Regions from separate parts of the Homo sapiens genome. Here region 2 is linked to region 1. A link is an interaction called in ENCODE POLR2A ChIA-PET data of the cell type or tissue named here. Cell type or tissue: CD4-positive, alpha-beta T cell. All regions are shown on one strand. Links, peaks and the distances in the headings refer to the core of each region. The heading gives the core; the rest is flanking DNA.

The links. ChIA-PET counts read pairs that join two places held together with the same protein. Peaks named below come from ENCODE experiments on the same cell type or tissue, not always from the same donor. Only the 100,000 strongest peaks of a DNase experiment are listed, where the experiment ranks them.
Region 2: POLR2A ChIA-PET joins it to region 1 with 6 read pairs; 9 of 35 experiments call an interaction of 5 or more read pairs at or near these places.

The regions. Positions count from the first base shown.
Region 1 is chr13:27,153,472-27,156,395 of GRCh38, reverse strand. The region is part of intron 1 of USP12 (ubiquitin specific peptidase 12); the gene reads left to right. The region is part of intron 1 of USP12-AS1 (USP12 antisense RNA 1); the gene reads right to left. Among named protein-coding and RNA genes, the nearest start is that of USP12, 17 kb to the left of the region's middle. In CD4-positive, alpha-beta T cell, for the core only: no CTCF peak of the experiment used is centred there; no DNase peak of the experiment used is centred there.
Region 2 is chr13:27,258,352-27,261,275 of GRCh38, reverse strand. No RefSeq gene overlaps it. Among named protein-coding and RNA genes, the nearest start is that of SNORA27, 4.4 kb to the right of the region's middle. In CD4-positive, alpha-beta T cell, for the core only: no CTCF peak of the experiment used is centred there; a DNase peak (open chromatin) is centred at 1,235.

The sequences.
Region 1 (2,924 bases), core at 285-2,784:
TTATTATAGTTTATCTTTTGAGGAAATCAGATTGTCACATAGCTTTTTTCATTTTCTGTACTTTGCTGATTGCATCCCCTTTGTGATGTTTAACATGTTCTTCCATCCTTTGTGTTTTCTGTAATCTGGTAGATTAAGAGGCCTGAACCAGATTCCTTGATTTTTTTTTTTTTTTTCCTTGCAGGAGTTGAGGTACAAGTGGTGGTGGAAAAACTTAGGTGATGTGTACTTCTGGTTTGCAGTGGAATGTCGTGTCTCTTTATAATGATGAGGCTGGCATTGTCAGAATGACTCTTCTGTTACGGAGCTGCTGGCAGCTTTTTACCTCATGGTTTTTAGCAACTGTTGATAATCATTGCCTAGATCCAGTGTTTCATTAGGGCTTCAGAATACAGTTTTAACTGCTTCTATAGGTTTTTTTTAAGAAATATTTTTAAAAACATTGAAAGAGAATGTACATCTATGTTATATTTGAAGCTACATAGAAATAAACTTTTTACATTTTCAGAATATTTTCATAGTTGTATTCCGAAAGTCATACATTTAGGCAGGCTAAAGTTTACAAATTAAGTTGAACCTTTTCCGCATCTAGACTTAATTTTGTGATATTACAAGTGAATGAGCACATGAAGTTCTAACAGATTTTTGCATCTGAACTATAATTAATAAGATTTAACTGATTATACACTAAAACTTGACAAAGTAGTTTTTCTTTTATTTTCCATTTTTTAATATGTTCCGCCTCAGGGTTATATATTTACTACTCCTGTGCTTTTACAAAAGCAACTTCAAATTCTTAGGCACAGGATTCTGAAAATTAGATGAACTAACCAGGTACAGTTACTTTAATTTTCAGATTTTAGGGATATTAGAGTGCATTTATTTGTATTTCTATTTGTAATATTTAAAATGGACCAATTTGTGTGTGCATTAGTTTCCAATGGGGCTGTAACATATTACCACAAGTTTAGTGGCTTAAAATCACACAAGTTTATTATTCTAAAGTTATGGAGGTCGCTGGGTGCAGTGGCTCACACCTGTGATCCCAGCACCTTGGGAGGCCAAGGCGGGCAGATCACGAGGTCAGGAGATCAAGACCATCTTGGCCAACATGGTGAAACCCTGTCTCTACTAAAAATACAAAAAATTAGCCGGGCATGGTGGCACGCGCCTGTAGTCCCAGCTACTTGGGAGGCTGAGGCAGGAGAATTGCTTGAACCTTGGAGGCGGAGGTTGCAATGAGCCGAGATCGCGCCACTGCACTCCAGTCTGGGTGACAGAGCGAGGTTCCGTCTCAAAAAAAAAAAAAAAAAAAAAAAAAAAAAAAAAGTTGTGGACATCAGAAAAAAAAAAAAGTTGTGGAGGTCAGAGGTTTATGTGGGTCTGGCTGGGCTGTGTTCTTTCCTGGAGCTGCAGGAGGGACTGTTTCTTTGCCTTTGCCACCTGGATGCTGCCCTTGCCTTTTGGCTCCTGGCCCCTGCAGCATCTTCAAAGCCAGCCATGACTGGCCAGTCTTTCTTTCATTACCTCCCTCGGACGGCGACTGTCCTGCTTCCCTCTTTCACTTACCAGACCCTTGTGATTACATAGGGCTCACCTGGGTAATCTGGGATACTCTCTCAAGGTCGTTTGATTTTAGCAACCTTAATTCCTTCTGCAACTTGAATTCACAGGTTCTGGGGATTAGGATGTGGACATTTTGAGGGAGGCAGTTATTTTTCTACTACCACAATGCGTCCACGTTTTTTTTTAACTTTAAAAAATGTATTAGAGGTGAAAATCAATTCCTGATATGCCTTTAATGAATTTTGGGTTATGGTGAAATATTGGAAAGAAGTTGAGTGGATTTGTAAACATACACCTTTTGTACTAAGTGAACATTAAGACGTGGTTATCTGTTCTAGTTTTGGAAGTAACGGAAGGAGAATTTTTACTTCAGGTACTGTTAGCACACTACCAGTCTCAGCAGGAGAAAAGTAAAGATGCAGTGGAACATTCAGGAAAATTAGCTACCAATACTTTTACAACTTTTGATAAGTAAGTAAATATAGGCTTGGTAGCATGAGAGGTTACAAAAATGGATGAAATGAATAAAACCTATGCTATATGCCCTTGCTCAACAGAGTATATGTAAAATATATTTTAGGATGTTAAGATTACATCAGAACCTTTTATATTTACAGCATAGTAATTTAAATGATGGTTCGGCTTCATTAAAAGATAATCTTGGAGGTTTAGAGAGAAGGCCTCAGGCTGTGTGCTTCCTAAGGAAGAAAGGGCAGAAAAGGGCAACTCTCACATTTTCTTAGGCAAAGTGGAAAGATGTGGATATTTCTGTGGGATGTGAAATAGATTTTTAATGGTTAAAGATAGTATCAGAAGAAGCTCTAATTTGAGGATTGCCAGATCTCTAAATATTTTTGTTTTGCAGTTATTAAACGACTGCCATAATTAGATTTGATACCTCAGTAAACTTACGAGAAATAGGATGAAACATAGAGCCTGGACTTCTAGAGACTTCGTTTTTCTCATTTTGCTTGTAAGTCTGAAGAAAACCAACAGAGCAAGAGAGGCTAAGAAAAGAGATGATAAGGAAGACAGGAAAGAATACCCAGTAAATATTGGTGTATGGGCTATGCTAGGTGAACTGTTAGGTATGAGTGGTTCTTACTTTTAAGGAAGATACGTCTTTTTGGGGAAATGAGACTTAAATTCACATCCAGCAGAACAGTATCAGAAAAGTGGGTGTGTGAGCTCCATGAGGGTGACTTGTGGAAGGGGAAAGGTTGAACATTTCATTCTCAAGTACTAAAAGGATCTGTAACTCTAATGTACCGATTAATGGATGATAGCACAGCTTTTTATTGTTATGGAAGTGACGTTTCCACTCTTGTCATTCCCATTTTTGGAGTTTATTGTTACTA
Region 2 (2,924 bases), core at 186-2,685, 100 kb before region 1:
AGTAGCAAAGATTAAATTAAAATAATCAATGCTGATGAGAATGCTGTGAGACAAGCATGTTCCCTGGAAGGTGGAGTGCAAACTGGTATAACCCTTTGGTAAATCAATTCATCAGTGAATCAATAATTTGAAAAACACATATTCTTCAACCCAGTATTGTGCGAGAAAATCTATTTTTGAAGATTAATCCAAAATACTAAAATTTTATGTATATTCATAGTATTGCCACTGATTGTTTTAAAAATTGCTATGCTGTACATCAAATAGGAAGAGTTCATTTTCTGAATATCTGTGCTAAGGATAGTAGTTCCCCTAAGTCAATTCGGCATGTCATCGTTTTCTCTCATGCCCAACTTCATCAGCCCCTCTGAATTGACACCTCATATCCTCATTTCCTTGTTGACAAGTCACAATTTACTTATTTCATCTGGTTGTGTTAAAATATGAAATCATAGACCTAAATGCACCAAGGGCCTATAGGAATCATTTTATCCAACCCCTTATACTCAGGTAGGTGATACCACTTTACTGATGAGGCAACAAAAAGTGAAGGTAACATGACTTGTTGGAGAATGAACAAAAGAATGTTTAAGGTCTCCTGATCTTTGCACGTTACATGGGAGGTTTAACAATCCTACATATTCATATGCAAAATGGTTACAAGTCCTCAAAATTCAGAAAACACTATAGTTTTGTAAAGATTGAACACAGACATATCTATCCTTTTTTTTTTTTAAAGAGCAGTCTTTTTCTCATTATCCTCTCGTTAATTTGAAGGGCATTTATTGAATGCTTACTATTTTCCAGGCATGAAGAGTGCAAAATTTAGTAAGAGACAGTCCCTAAACTCAGGTGTAGTGGGGAAGACAGAACCTTACAAGTTAAAAACACTGTAACAGAAGCAAACACATCTGTCATGGGAACAAAGATGTGGGGGATTTTATTACAACCAGAAGTATCTCTCTTCTCCGATTCCAAGAGCTTTCTTCATTCCTCTCCTTAAAATACTTCCATCAGGGAAGGTATCATCTATGAGATAATACAGGGTGAGTGCTAAAGGACAAGCAGGAACTCATCAAGTGACCAAAGGAAAGCCTAAATGTTTCAGGCAAAGGCAAGTGCATGTGCAAAGAACTTGAAAAAACCTATTTCCCTAATATCTAAAGCATAAAGTAGGAAGGCAGTAACAGGAAGTGAAAGGGAAAACAAGCAGAAACCAGATTACAAAGGGTCACATACATGACGGTATCACGTGTTTGCACACTCATCCAATTGTCTAAACTCATCAAACTGTACACACTGAAGGTGCAGTTCTTTGTTATCAATCATACCTCAACAAAGCTGTTACAAAAAATAATGTGGTCTTCCAGACACTATCTGGTACCCACCACCCACCCACCCACACACTAACTTATTGGAGTCTTCTGGGATCCACTTGGTAGTCAAACAGCACAGCAAACAGAGTAACTCTTTGGCATAAGAGGATCATGGGTTCAAGTCCCAACTCTGCCACTTTCTGGCAGTGTAACCACTGGTGAGTTATTCTCCCTTCTTGAGTCTTTTATCTTATTCATAAAACATGGTAGTCCCCACATCTCAAAGCAGCCAGGAAGATGAAACAGATCAAGTGGTCAACAAATGTTGTTAGGCATATAATACCAATTCATTAATAGAGCTCAATTTTATGGATGCTCTCTGAAGCAGATAAATGGTAAACAGGGAAACATACCACACCCCCTCCCCCAACAAAAGGAGGCCACATATACTCTTAAAACCTAAATATTAGTAAATTCTAGATTCACTGGAAGGCAATGACTTAATTTTGGACATCCAAAATACTCCTGGCACGCATTTGTAAAGAAACAACGCAAAATTCTCAATTAGCAACAGAATATGAAACAAAAGTTGGTCGTAACTGAATATTCACTGTAACATCATGATGTGCTTTGTAAGTATTCCCATCTAATTCTCAAAAATCACCCTTTTAGGGGCACTTTTATTATCTCCTTCCACGTAAGAAAACTTAGTCATATTGGTCAATTTGCTATGTATTAACAGAATGAGTAAGTGTGGACTCTGGAAGCTGCTTTAATGAAGGGAAGAAGGCAAGTGTGACTAAAGGGACAGGCTGTGAGGACTTCAACTAGATGCATTGTTGAGCCATGAACTATGATTGGAAAATACACAGGACTAATGTGATAATTATGTTTACATGCAACTCTCCACTACTAGAATGTGAATCCTTAGGGGCAGTTATTCAGAGATTCATATCCAGGTGTGAGGGATCCCAAAGCTGTACATACCACCCATCTCGCTTCATTAGAAAAAACTCAAGACCACCAACTAGACTTTTCTCCATTCACACTAAAAAATGGTTTTTTTTGAGACAGGGTCTTGCTCTGTCACCCAGGCTGTAGTGCGGTGACACAATCACAGCAGACTGTAGCCTTGACCTCCTGGACTCGTGATCCTCCCACCTCAGCCTCCCAAAGTGTTGGGATTACAGGTGTGAGCCACTGTGCCTGATCTTTCATAGCATTTAGTAAATATTACTAGGTCTTTGCCTTACACAGCAAATACACCCCAAGTAGGTAGCAACAAGACTGACTGTGTAGAATCTCAAAGGTTAGATAAAATCAATTAGGGGATGAAATGGACTTACAGTCAGTAAGATTAGTGAGGATACATTTCAAGGACCCATGTTTGCTAAGTAAAGGTTTCCAATTGAATGGTACTGTTTTAATATGTCCTCTCCAAAATTCATGATGAAACTTAATCCCCATTGTTGCAAAGAAATTGCCATCAGTCATGCACTGCTGGTAGAAACGTAAAATGGTAGAAAACTCTCTGGAAAACAGTTTAGCAGTTTCTCAGAAACCTAAACATGGAACTACCGTTAAGACCCAGCAACTGCACTCTTGGAC